Linked DNA regions of Homo sapiens: region 1 is linked to region 2. Evidence: read pairs that join two places in POLR2A ChIA-PET (ENCODE). Cell type or tissue: Panc1. All regions are shown on one strand. Each heading gives the region's core, and the rest is flanking DNA. Links, peaks and the distances in the headings are about the cores only. Region 1 overlaps LOC105378569 (a long non-coding RNA gene). Region 2 overlaps INPP5A (inositol polyphosphate-5-phosphatase A).

Region 1 (6,045 bases), core at 786-4,785, 220 kb after region 2:
TCTCCAGGCTGGTGAAAGTCAAGGCCATTACCAAGCCCCTGCTCTTCCCCTCCAGCCCCCTGCCTGCCCCAAACTGCCCCCCTGGCCTGGCCTCTGGGACCTGCAGAGGTTTCCCACCTGTGCTTGCCTGAGGCCTTACAGTCAGATCTTTTACCCTAATGCCCCTCCTGGGACAGGCCCCAGGGAACCAGCCCCACCCCGTGGCTGGACACCTGCCGCTGCCCCAGCCCTCCTGGCTGAGCCCTGTTTCACCCTCGCTGGGGCAGCCCTGGTCACCGAGCCTAGCTTTCACGGGTTTATTGTCCTCTGGTGCCCCGGGGCAGGCTCGATCGGGCAAGGAGAGTCCCAAGCAGGGTCAGCGTGCCAGGGACAGGCTGGAAGGGCCGAGCAGACGCTTGCCATCAGGCCTTCCCGCTCCGGGTTTTGGGGTGAGGTTGTGGTTTTCTTCTATTTTATAAATGTTCTACAATTTTATTATTAAATAAGTCAGGAGCCATTATTATTATTATTATATTATTATTTTCAGGGAAAACAAGCATCAAGTGGGCCCACTGAGTTTTCTTCTTGGTGAAGGAAGGGCCAGAGCTTGAACTGAGGCAGACGGCGGAGGGGGACTCTGCGGCTCTTGGGACCTGCTGACCCCTGGGCAGGGGGCAGGGGCTGCAACAGCCGTGGCCACGGGGCTGCAAACATCAGCCTAGCAGTGTCCCGTGGCCCAGGGCAAGGGGCCAGTGCTGCCAGAGATTCCTGAGGCCCTGGTGGGTGGGAGACAGAACCCCAACCCCCAACACCCCCACCACTGTCCAGGAGGCAGGAAGAAGTGCCCACAGGGGCAAGGACCGCGTGAGGGTCAACAGGCCCAAGAGGCCCCAGAAAAGACTCGGAGAGCTGCTGCAGCCCCTTCAGAACAGCCAGCACTGTCTACACTCTCTAGGTGCCGCTAGACCCCTCCCCTCCCCTCCCCTGCTTTCCCTCCCCTCCCCCGCCTTCCATCTCCTCCCCTCCCCTGCCTTCCCTCCCCTCCCCTCCCCTGCCTTCCCTCCCCTCCCCTGCCTTCCCTCCCCTCCCCTCCCCTGCTTTCCATCTCCTCCCCTATCCCATCTCCTCCCTCCCCTCCCCCTGCCTCCCATCTCCTCCCCATCTCCTCCCTCCCCTCCCTTTCCAGCTTCTTCTCCTCCTCCCCTTCTCCCTCCCCGAACTCCCTCTCCTTCTCCCTCCCTTCTTCCCTCTCTCCCTTGGTTCCTCTCTCCCTCCCTTGCCCTCTCCCTCTTTCCTTGCCTCCTTTCATTTCAGCGTTGAGCGGGATGAATGGGCGTGAAGACCCTCAGTCTCCCCTTGTATGCAGGCAGGGAGGTGGACCTGAGTCCTGTCAGCGCCAGACCAGCAGGACTCTGACCACCCCCAGAGCGGCACCCTGTCCCTCACCTCCCCAACACCCCCACGACCCTGGCGCCTCCCAGGGGCTGTTCCCCCGTCCCCTCCCGCCCTGGGAGCTGGCGTTGCCCCGCCTGCCTGGAGCCGGCCTTGGGGCCGCACAGCTCTGCTCAGTAGCGTTCCTCCCTTCCTTAGCCTTGAGCCTGAGACAGGTGTCCCCTGGCCCCACCCAGCACCTTGTGCTCATGCACCGCGTTGAACCGTGGCTGGCCCTGGGAGGGGGATATCCTCCCTTGTGAGGACGTGAGGGGCTGCAGGTCAGAGGCAGCTGGTGTCCTGCCCTCCTCCTGCCCCCAGGCAGAGTCCTGGGCAGGTGGCCTTGGTGGACGGGCATCTTCCTGGGCCCTCGGGAGCCGCGGTAATGAGCTGTTGCGTAAGCGCTCACCTTTCCTCTCTGGGCGGCTCTAAGGGCTTTTTGATTTAATTGCCAGTGTATTTCCAGAAGCAAAATCTGGGGCACTGTGGTGAGAGCAGCCTGGGGAGACTGGGCAGCAGGTGGGGCCAAGGCTTCCCCACCCCTGGGAGGGCAGCCTCGGCCCGGGCAGAGGCTGGCTTTGGGGGGATGCTGGACATGGGCCGGGTGGTGAGCTGAGCCGGGGCCTGGCGCCCCCTCCTCGAGTCAAACGCCCTCTGCCGAGGGTCCCTCCCCCCACGGAGCATCACATGGGGCCCCTCCTCCCCTGCTCAGCTCACGCCCCCACCCGGTCAGCTGGCACTCTCCCTGACTGTCTTTCATCAGGCAAATGGCTGAGTGCTGGGCACAGCCACGGTCCACAGGCCACAGTTACCTGAGGCCTCCTTTTTCAAATTGTCACCCAGGTGTCACCTGCGTGGACCCTGCCGTGTCTCTACCTAAGGGCTCCCCAGCTCAGTGGGTGACACATGGCCCTGGCCAGCTGAGAGCACTGAGGTGGCTGGAGGAGCAAGAGTCTTTCTGTCCAGCACCCAGGGCCTCACAGGGCTGAGCCTCCCTGGCTTTGGCGTCCCCACGTGCAACAGGAAAGGCGGGTCAGGGGAGTTCTGGACTGACCCAGGCCGCCCAGCTTCTCAGGGCTTGCGGTGGGCCTGCCATCCACCTCCAGGGCCAGCTGGGGTGGGGAAGGAAGCAGGACCTCCAGCCACAGGCCGATGGCTCCTTTGGGGAAACCGAGACTTCCATCTGCCTGGCACCTCTTCCCGCCCCGTTGGAAAAAGGACCCTTTCCCACGGAACCTGCACCAAGGCGATGGCCCCACTGGCTTTCTTGCTCCCCGGCCACACAGGGTGGACCCCTGGTCTAGGCCTGGCTCAGGGTAGGGTCCAGTCCACTGGCACTCAGGGAAGCGCTCCCTCTCCTGAGTCTCCAGTCCTGGGGGGTCGGTCCTTTTGGAGCCTTCTCTACAGTCCAGGGGCAGAGCCTGCCTTGGGAGGAGGCGGCGTGGAGGGTGTGATGGAGACCGGGCTGGTCTGAAGCCCTCTGAGCGGAAGGGAGCTCCTTCCCGGGGGCCGAGGACAGCAGGCTCAGCAGGCCAGACGGTGGTGGGAGGAACTGCAGGGTGCCGGGGTGGGCCGGGCACGTCCTTGGGCACCAACCAGGCGGGGCCGTGTGTGACAATTTTAGAAAGGATTTGATATTTGTTATTTCAAAAAAGGCATCCAAGCTGTCTCTGTGGGAAAGAACAGAACTCTGACCTTTCACCCATTCGATGGCTTAGTGCTGTTGTTATTTCAAATCATACACAGGGGGCACCCTGATCCTTCAGCGCCAGGGGCCTCAGAGGGTCTCAGCTGGAAGTTTGCATGCAGGGCCGGGCGGGTTTGAGTTGAGCACACAGAGCAGAGGGGTGGCAATGTGGGCACGACCTCAGCCCGGCACCCTGGCCTGAACCAGGCCTTGGCAGCCTGTCTGGGGCAGGCTGGGCTGTGCTGTGGCCACAGGAGGGGCCCGGTGGGGGCTGCATCCCCTCTGGCATCCCAGGGCCAGCCTGACTGCAGCCTCATGGCTCCTGAACACCCTCCAGCTGGGTCCCAGTGGTGCCCCTCAGGCCCTGTCCCTGGACCAGCCCTCACTCAGAGCCACCAAGGGGGTCTGTTGGGAGGGGGCTGGCCGGCCTCAACCTGCGGGCCCGGGCGTCTCACCTGTAAGGTGACCTGGACGGGACCAGACATGACCCCTGTCCTGCACAAGGCCCCCTGCGTGGTCCGGGTGCCTGGGCTTCCCCATCTGTAAAATGGGAGCGTGACCCTGACCTTATGCAGGGCTTGTGAGGGTCACCGGCTAGGCCTGCACGTGGTGCTCAGCGCCATACCTGGCGTCGTGGTCACTCGTCTTCCTGCTCCGCCCCCCGGGCCCTCCTGATGTCACGGAGACAGAGCCGCCTCCCTTCTGCCGCCCCCTCGCTCAGGGCGTGGTGGGGACTCCAGCTGGTTCTCCACGGCCTCCTGAGCAGGGGCTACAGCCTGGGCCACCTCCTCCTGCTCTGAGCACGCAGGCCAGAGAGCCCCGAGCGGAGGGCCGGGTGCGGTCTGTGAGGCTGCACACTCCTGCTTCTGGGGCCTTCCCCAGGCTGGGCTCGGTGTGACTGACGGAGGCTGCGGAGCTCTTCCGGCTCTGAGCCAGGCACGGAGGCCGGGCTGTGAGTCTCCAGAGGGGCTGTCGGACACGCACCTGAGGGTCCGTGAGGGCCAACGAGCCGTTCAGTAGCAAAGACCTTCCTAAGGGAGTGTGTCCTGGGGCAGGCTGGGCCCGGAAGGATTGCGGCGGGGGGCTGCAGCTGTGTAAGCACGGGGAGGGTGGCGCTAGCGAGGAGGAATTGCTGGGGAGCAGTCCTTGACTGGTGACTACACGCAGGGAGGATCTGGCTTGTGGGACCTTACCCTGGGGATGGCAGGGCAGGGTGGGGCGGGGCAGGGCAGGGCAAGGCAGGGCAGGGCAGGGCAGGGCAGGGTCTGGCTCTGTGCTGCCCACTGGGCTGTATCCACAGGGCATCCGCAGGGCCGCCAGACACTGCCCAAAGCCACCAGCACCCACCCTGGACTCTGCAGAAACCAGCCTTGCACCCTCAGGGAAGGCCGTCAGCCTTTGAGCCCCTGTGGGGGGACCTGCTGCCCAGCAAAGGTGTGGGAGTAGGGGCTGGGGACCCTACCAGGGGGCAGGCACTGAGGCTCTCCATGCTGGACTGTGCTGGGCCACACCTTCTTTCAGCCTTCCCAGGCCTGTGCCCAGGGGGCCCTGGGTTCTGGTGCCAGCAGGGAGGCCAGCCTGGGGTCCTGAGCCACCATCCCCCAGGGAAGGGCGCAGGCCAACGTCCTGACCCCTGCGTGTGCCTACCGTGGGCCAGGATTTGCTGTTCATGTGATCCTGCTCCATGCTGTGACGTCAGGGCTACTGTCACCACCTCACAAGGAAAGAAACAGGCTCTGAGAGAGAGGCCAGGGAGGGCCCCCAGCCACAGCCAGCCCTCAGCTAATCCAAGTCTGCATGTTCCACGTCCTGGGCTCAGCTCCCTGCCCTGCCTGGCCGGGAGGACGGGGACTTCTCTGGCCCTGGCCAGGGCCTGGCTCAGGCAAAGCATCCTGGAAGCTTCTGGGTTGGGGCAAGCACGGGATCTGACTCTCAGCCAGAGAAGAGAACCAGCCAGCGTTGTCCAAGGGAGGCCCAGCCACCCCTACCACACCCGGGAGGCAGCGAGCCTGCTCCAAGGGAGGGAGCTGGGTCTCTGGGCAAAGCAGACAGCGTGGGGTTCCCTGGAACCAGGAAGGGCGGTTGGCTCCCCTTGGCCAAGGGCAGGCAAGCATGGCCTCCTCCTGGAAGCCTGGGCCGGTTCCAGGCTTGGACAGAACAAGCTGGTTTTCACTCCGGCAGAGAACACGAGGATCCGGCCGAGCCAGCGACAGCCTTTCCAAGACACGTGGGCAGGCTGAGCAGCCCTGGCCCCAGGTCCCCTGTGGGCCTGCCAGGAGGCATGCCGCTGTGTCAGGGAGGCTGTCCTTAGGGGCGTGTGGGTAGCCAGTGAGGGGGACCACGGCCCCCAGCTCGGTGATGGATGCATTCAAGGCTGGGGCATCTCCGGCTGCCAGGCCCTGGAGCTTTGCAGGGTGCATCAGGGTTCCAGACCGCCCAGGCTTGAGCACAGCGCCGCCATGCACGTCTGTTGACTCTGGCGAATGACTCCTCACTTTCCCCAACTGCGGTACGGGCACCATCAAAGCCCCCGACGATGCAGCTCCAGGGACCCTGTGAGTAGCTCAGCCTGGTGTGGGCGGCCCAGACCCACCCACCTCCTGCCCTGGGACCTGGGTGCTGGGAGCCGTCTGTCCCGGCCTCATCACCGGCCACGCACTCCTGGGAGAGGTCTTTCCCATAATCACTCTGGGGTCCGAGCACGTCCTGCCCATCTCCTCAGGCCCACTTCCCTGCAAGGGGAAGGGGCTCCTGGCCCACAGAAGCCCCATGGGGCTGGGCCTGTGGGGCTGGACATGCTTCTTGAGCTGCAGAGGCATCTCACTCCCTCCTGTGGCCAAAACCCTCCAGAACCTGCCTGCTCATAAAAATGATGGCACACGCACTGTGCTGGGCCAGGGCTACGGAGCACCCAGACCAGGAAAGCTCTTGTGCTCCTGCCGACAAAG
Region 2 (6,045 bases), core at 799-4,798:
CTTGCTCACACTCACACACTTGCACACACGCACTCATGCACTCTTGCTTTGTTTTGGGCAGAACCATGACCCCACAACCCTGCAGTTCTGAGTGCCCCAGTGTGGACCTCCTGCTGAGATGCTGCCCTACGGGGCTGCAGAGCTATTGTCTCTCTAAGAAAGTCAAAGGCAATGCCTGAACATCACCTAATTCCATGGCCCAAGCTAAACGTCCCACACACTTCAGGCTCTGCAGTTCCCAGGGAACTGCTGCTCCCTCCCTGACGACCGGTCACTGGGGTGGCTGTCCTGGGGGCAGGGCTGCAAGAAGGTGCACCACACTGGGGCGTCAGGAGGCTGCTGCTCCCTCAGAGGCGCAGGGCGGCAGGCACAGTGCATGGTGAGGGGACTTATGTTCTGGGCCTGCTGAGGGCCAATCGTGCCAGTAACTCTGGCCTGGTCCCTGTCTGCAGCCCCCTGGGCCCCTGGGTCAGCTCTCTGGGGCCTGTTAGGCCGTCTCTGGTTTGATGCCGACTCCACAACATGGGAAGCTCCCTGGAGGCTGTGCAGCTCCTGCTCCTAGGGCGTGTGCAGTGCATGGTGGGCTGGGGTGATGGTCCTGCTCCCGGGGACGCTGGCCACATGGACACCTCACCAGAAAACAGTGTTTCACCTTGGGGATGACACAGCTGCCCTCTGACAGAACACACTTCAAGGAGTGCATTTAAACTCCTAAAAAGAGAGGCCGGCTGGCAAGCCTGAGTCCTGTGCACCGACGCCATGGTGGCCTCTGCCTCCTGTCTCTGCTGCGTCTGGTGGGGAAGGGAACACACCCACAGGCAGGAGCAGGGACACGTGCCGCCTCCACCCAGCACAGGTGGCAGGTGCGAGTGCTCGCTTGCATGTGCACACACACATGCACACTCATGAGTGCCAGACCTCGGTGGGAGAACCCAAAGCTGCAGGGTAACCATGGGCCTCCCAGCCCTGCATCCTGGCCACCACCCAGATGGGAGCCCCCAGGCTAGATGACAGGGACCTTCTGTCTAGGGGACGGAGATGAAGGATACCCGAGGGGGACGCAGTGCACTTCCTCTTCTCTCGCAGGTGGGTCTAGGGTGCAGCAGGCAGCATCTCTGCCTCCACGGGAAAGCCAGAAGGTGGGAGAACCTGTGTGCCTGACATGGGGCTGTGTCCTCAGGCCCTCTGTGGTCCCTGGCCCCAGGCCACATGCCCTGGTGAGCTGCTGCTGGGTCCAGAAGGCTGCGTGTGGCCATGATGCACTCGGCTGTGACATGGACACTGCTCGACTGACCCGCTATCTCACTAGGCATCTGCTGTGAACCTGCTCAGAACCCGGGGAACTGAGCCACCTTTACAGCAGGTCTTAAAAACACCCAGTGTTGGCCAGGCTTGGTGGCTCACGCCTGTAATACCAGCACTTTGTGGGGGCGAGGCAGCGGATCACTCGAGGTCAGGAGTTCAAGACCGGCCTGGCCAACATGGTGAAACCCCGTCTTTACTAAAAGTACAAAAATCAGCCAGGCGTGGTGGCATGAGCCTGTAATCCCAGCTACTTGGGAGGCTGAGGCAGGAGAATTGCTTGAACCTGGGAGGCAGAGGTTGCAGTGAGCTGAGATCATGCCACTGCACTCCAGCCTAGGTGACAGGGCGAGACTCCGTCTCAAAAAAATAGAAAATTAAAATTAAAAAGCCAGTGTTCATCCTTTTCTTTGGCAAAATAGAGTTTCAGCACAGAGTTAAGAGAGAAAACTGCAGGCCTATGCCCCATGGATGAAACTTAATGTCTCCTCCACCAACATCAGCCCTTCTTTATAGAAGATATCCCTTCATTTGTTTCAGATAAAGAAAGCACTCTGAAAAAACATAATAAATGTCGCTGCAAACATTTAAATCATTACCTCATTGAATGTTAAAGCTAACAGAATATTATAAAGTTTGCAATAAATAAGTGAAAAATAAATTGCCAGTGCAGGGATAGAAACTGCAATTCATAGTCAGAAAATCCATAATTAGCTGTAATGAACATTTAAAGTCAAAGTTCGACCCAACTTTTTCGGTGTTTACCCTGTCCCATCAATACGGTTCAGGGCACCCATTTATCACAGACACCAGGACATTGGGCCAGGAGCGTGTCCGGGGCCTGCCGACAGGAAGTCCCCAGCTCGCCCAGGTCTCTGACCACAGTACTTGTCAAGAGTATGTCTGTCACATCTGAGAATAATGACTCCTCGCCTCTTGCTAAAAACAAAATACTTTTTACGTATTGATAAACAAGACTGTCAAGAGTGCTCATTAATTCTGCATTAGTGAAATGCAGCCATTAGCTGTGATGCTTCTGCGAGGACTGCAGACACGGGCAGGAGTCCTCCAGCCCCCGGAGGCCACGGCACAGCCGGGAAGCGGCCTCCACTGGACAAAGCCAAGCCCCTGGGGCACCGAAAAGTCGATCCGGTGCGGGCCACACAGGAGATCCAGACCCCGGCTAACCTGGGCCCTGGCTGGGGCTGCACTGGTGGGACCCTGGTCTCTGAAGGCAGCCTGGGAGCTAATGGGCAACTGAAGCTCCCAGTCACCACCATCAGGCTTCCACACCAACTGGCGACCAGGGCGCAACGAACCCTGCGTACCATGGGGGCTCAGTGCCTCTCACAGGGGCGGCTAGTGAAGATGGAGTATTTACAAATGCTATTAAAACAACCTCTCAACTTCAATTGGAGTCCGGTAATGTGATAAATGGCCACACCGTGTCACTTAGCTTGATTTCGGGAGCTGAATTCTGATAGCGGGCCCACTTTGCAAACACAGCCAACTCAGGGCGGGAGCAGACCACTTCTCACACATTTGGAAAGAACAACGCGTCCCGGCAGGCACTGTGCAATCACAAAGCCCGTGTTTGTTGAGCAGGGTCCCACCTCCCGGACGGAGCCACCGGCTGGAAGGCTCGGGATGACTCAGGCCGGGGCAGAGGCTGACAAGCCAGGAACACAAAGCTGCCATTGGAAATGCCTCCATCACTTTTTATTTGCAAACAAGTCAGATGGCCGGTAATTTATCATTTCCGCAATCAGGTGAACGACCAAAGCACACATCATTAACCTGGTCTTCTGCACCCAGCTCCCTCGTGCACAAAACAGAACACATTCCTAAAACTTCAGTCACACAGACCCCGCGCTAAGGGACGCACATGAGCACACACTCTGCTCGAGACAGAAAGGGGAAATGCACAAGCAGTGCCCATGTGAGGCCCCAGGTGGCAACAGGGCCCTTCCCCTGTGCTGGTTCCAACCGCGTCGCGGGCGTGACCACAGGTGCCAGCTCCCAGTGCGCCCCAGGGGGATCTCTGTGGAGCCTGCCACTGCATTCTGCCACTGGGAAGGGAAAAAGTGTTGAGGGAGGAGGCCACGGCCCGCGGCCCAGGGGAGCCCTGACTAAGGCCGACCGTGCTTATCAACAGTGACTCAGAAAAAAGAGTGGCAGCATTTGGTGACTCCCATCTCACTCTGAGACAGCATGACATTTTGTTATTTCTACAGATAAAGCGTTTTCACCTCCAGTTTTTTTTTTTAATAAAATAAATCTAGGAGCAGAAAGAAAAACTTCATAAGATATTGTTGGTAACTAATCTTCAAGTCTGCAACAAAATAGAGAACTTCATTTGTTTTAAATGAGAGTCGAGAGATTACTAAACATGACTCCCCTCATACGCAGCCCACTCCTTCCCCAGCTGCATGCTGTGAGGACACAGGACCCCCAAATGAAGGACGCGGCCTCACGCAGGAGCCCAGGGGCACGAAACCATGCTCACCTGGGCTCTGACACACCCTGTGAGGGCCAGTGGCAAACATCTGTGCTCTCTGAGAACAAAGCTAAGGACATCACGGAGAGGCCAAGCCTGACGTTCCGTCCTCATTAGGGTGAAAGCACCTGCCCGAGCTGAGGCAGGCATGTGGTTCTGAGCCTGATCTTTCAGACATTTCCTCTGCCCTTGTAATACAGGAGAAATGAGAAGACAGGCTCACAGTGACTAATGAGTGACTGCTGAAGACATGAGCCACAGGGACACACCACATCCTGTGAACTTACAACCCCACACCCTCACGGCTGCTTTGCACCCAAGAGAAACTCCTGCACACACACACATATGTACACATCCATGCACACACATGTACATAACCCACATCCATATACACTATAGACAAACATACATATGTAATACACACACATACATGCATACACCTGTAGACATACATATGTCTGTATACACACGTGGAATGCACACACAGACCTCTCTCAGAGACGCTGGAGCTCTCAGGAGACAGGCATGAGAATACAATGGCATATGACCTCTGAAAACACCAACTGAAAATGACCCAAATGCTTAACGTGCAAATGGGTAAATCAAATTTGAAATATTCCTATGATAGAACCAGATACAGCAAGGAAAATACACAGATCAGAGTTACATCCAGAAACACAGGTGGATTTCACAAAGGAAGCCAAGAAAGAGGACAGTTTCTCAAATGTCCTATGGCGTGATACCAAGATAAAGACATATTTTAGCTTATTTTGAATGCTACATAATAATTCACCATATAAAAATACTGTAATTTGGCCAGGCACAGTGGCTCACACCTATAATCTTAACACTTTGGGAGGCCAAGGTGGGTCGACCACTTGAGGTCAGGAGTTCGAGACCAGCCTGGCCAACATGGCGAAACCCCATCTCTACTAAAAATACAACAATTAGCCAGGTGTGGTGGCCCATGCTTGTAATCCCAGCTACTTGGGAGGCTGAGGCAGGAGAATCACTTGAACCTGGGAGGCAGAGGTCGCAGTGAGCCAAGATCGCGCCACTGCACTCCAGCCTGGGCGACAGAGCAAGTGAGACTTTGTCTCAAACAAACAAACAAAAAACCCTGTAATTTATCCATTTCTCTGTTGCACATAAAGACTACTTCCAATTATTTGAGTATTGTAATTGATGCTATAATAATCTTCCCTGCATGGTGTTACTGAGCAAGTGTGTCAGAGATAACAAGCATCCAGGTACATGGGTACTGAGTGTTCACACAGACATACTATGCAGGAGGATTTGCTGGGTCACTGCAGACACGCACCCTCCACATAGGGTAATACACACATGTACACGTGAATTAAACATGCGTGCATATATATATAACAGCCTTGCTGTGTCACCGCAGACACGTGCCCTCCACATAGGATAATACACATGTGTACACGCAGATTAAACGTGTGTGCATATGTATATAATACACAGATGGCCTTGCTGGGTCACGGCAGACACGTGCCCTCCACATAGGATAACACACACGTGTGCACGTGGATTAAACGTGTGTGCATATGTATATAATACAACACATGGCCTTGCTGGGTCACGGCAGACACGTGCCCTCCACATAGGATAATACGTGTACACGTGGATTAAACGTGCATACATATGTATATAATACAACACATGGCCTTGCTGGGTCACGGCAGACACGTGCCCTCCACATAGGATAACACACACGTGTGCACGTGGATTAAATGTGCGTACATATGTATATAATACACAGATGGCCTTGCTGGGTCACAGGAGACGTGCCCTCCACATAGGATAACACACACGTGTACACGTGGATTAAATGTGCGTACATATGTATATAATACACAGCATTGCTGGGTCATGGCAGACACGTGCCCGCCACATAGGATCACACACATGTGTACACACAGATTAAACGTGCGTGCATATGTATATAATACACAGATGGCCTTACTGGGTCACGGCAGACATGTGTCCTCCACATAGGATCACACACGTGTACACGTAGATTAAACATGAGTGCATATGTATATAATACACAGCATTGCTGGGTCATGGCAGACACGTGCCTTCCACATAGGATAACACACAGTTTACACGCTGATTAAACATGCGTGCATATGTATATAATACACAGATGGCCTTGCTGGGTCACCACAGACACATGCCCTCCCAGGCACCACCACGTTGCCCCTCCTGTTGCCATGACGATCCCC

Evidence for each region. Peaks named below come from ENCODE experiments on the same cell type or tissue, not always from the same donor. Only the 100,000 strongest peaks of a DNase experiment are listed, where the experiment ranks them.
Region 1: POLR2A ChIA-PET joins it to region 2 with 9 read pairs; 2 of 35 experiments call an interaction of 5 or more read pairs at or near these places.

Annotation. Positions count from the first base shown.
Region 1 is chr10:132,463,576-132,469,620 of GRCh38, reverse strand. LOC105378569 (a long non-coding RNA gene) reads right to left here. Exons shown (of 3, transcript XR_007062343.1): 3 at 1,530-4,811. Among named protein-coding and RNA genes, the nearest start is that of LINC02870, 21 kb to the right of the region's middle. RefSeq lists an enhancer at 3,780-4,370. In Panc1, for the core only: no CTCF peak of the experiment used is centred there; no DNase peak of the experiment used is centred there; H3K27ac peaks cover 216 bases.
Region 2 is chr10:132,682,583-132,688,627 of GRCh38, reverse strand. All of the region lies in intron 4 of INPP5A (inositol polyphosphate-5-phosphatase A), which reads right to left. Among named protein-coding and RNA genes, the nearest start is that of NKX6-2, 100 kb to the left of the region's middle. RefSeq lists an enhancer at 592-1,336. In Panc1, for the core only: no CTCF peak of the experiment used is centred there; DNase peaks (open chromatin) are centred at 3,117 and 4,107; H3K4me3 peaks cover 1,448 bases; H3K27ac peaks cover 3,143 bases.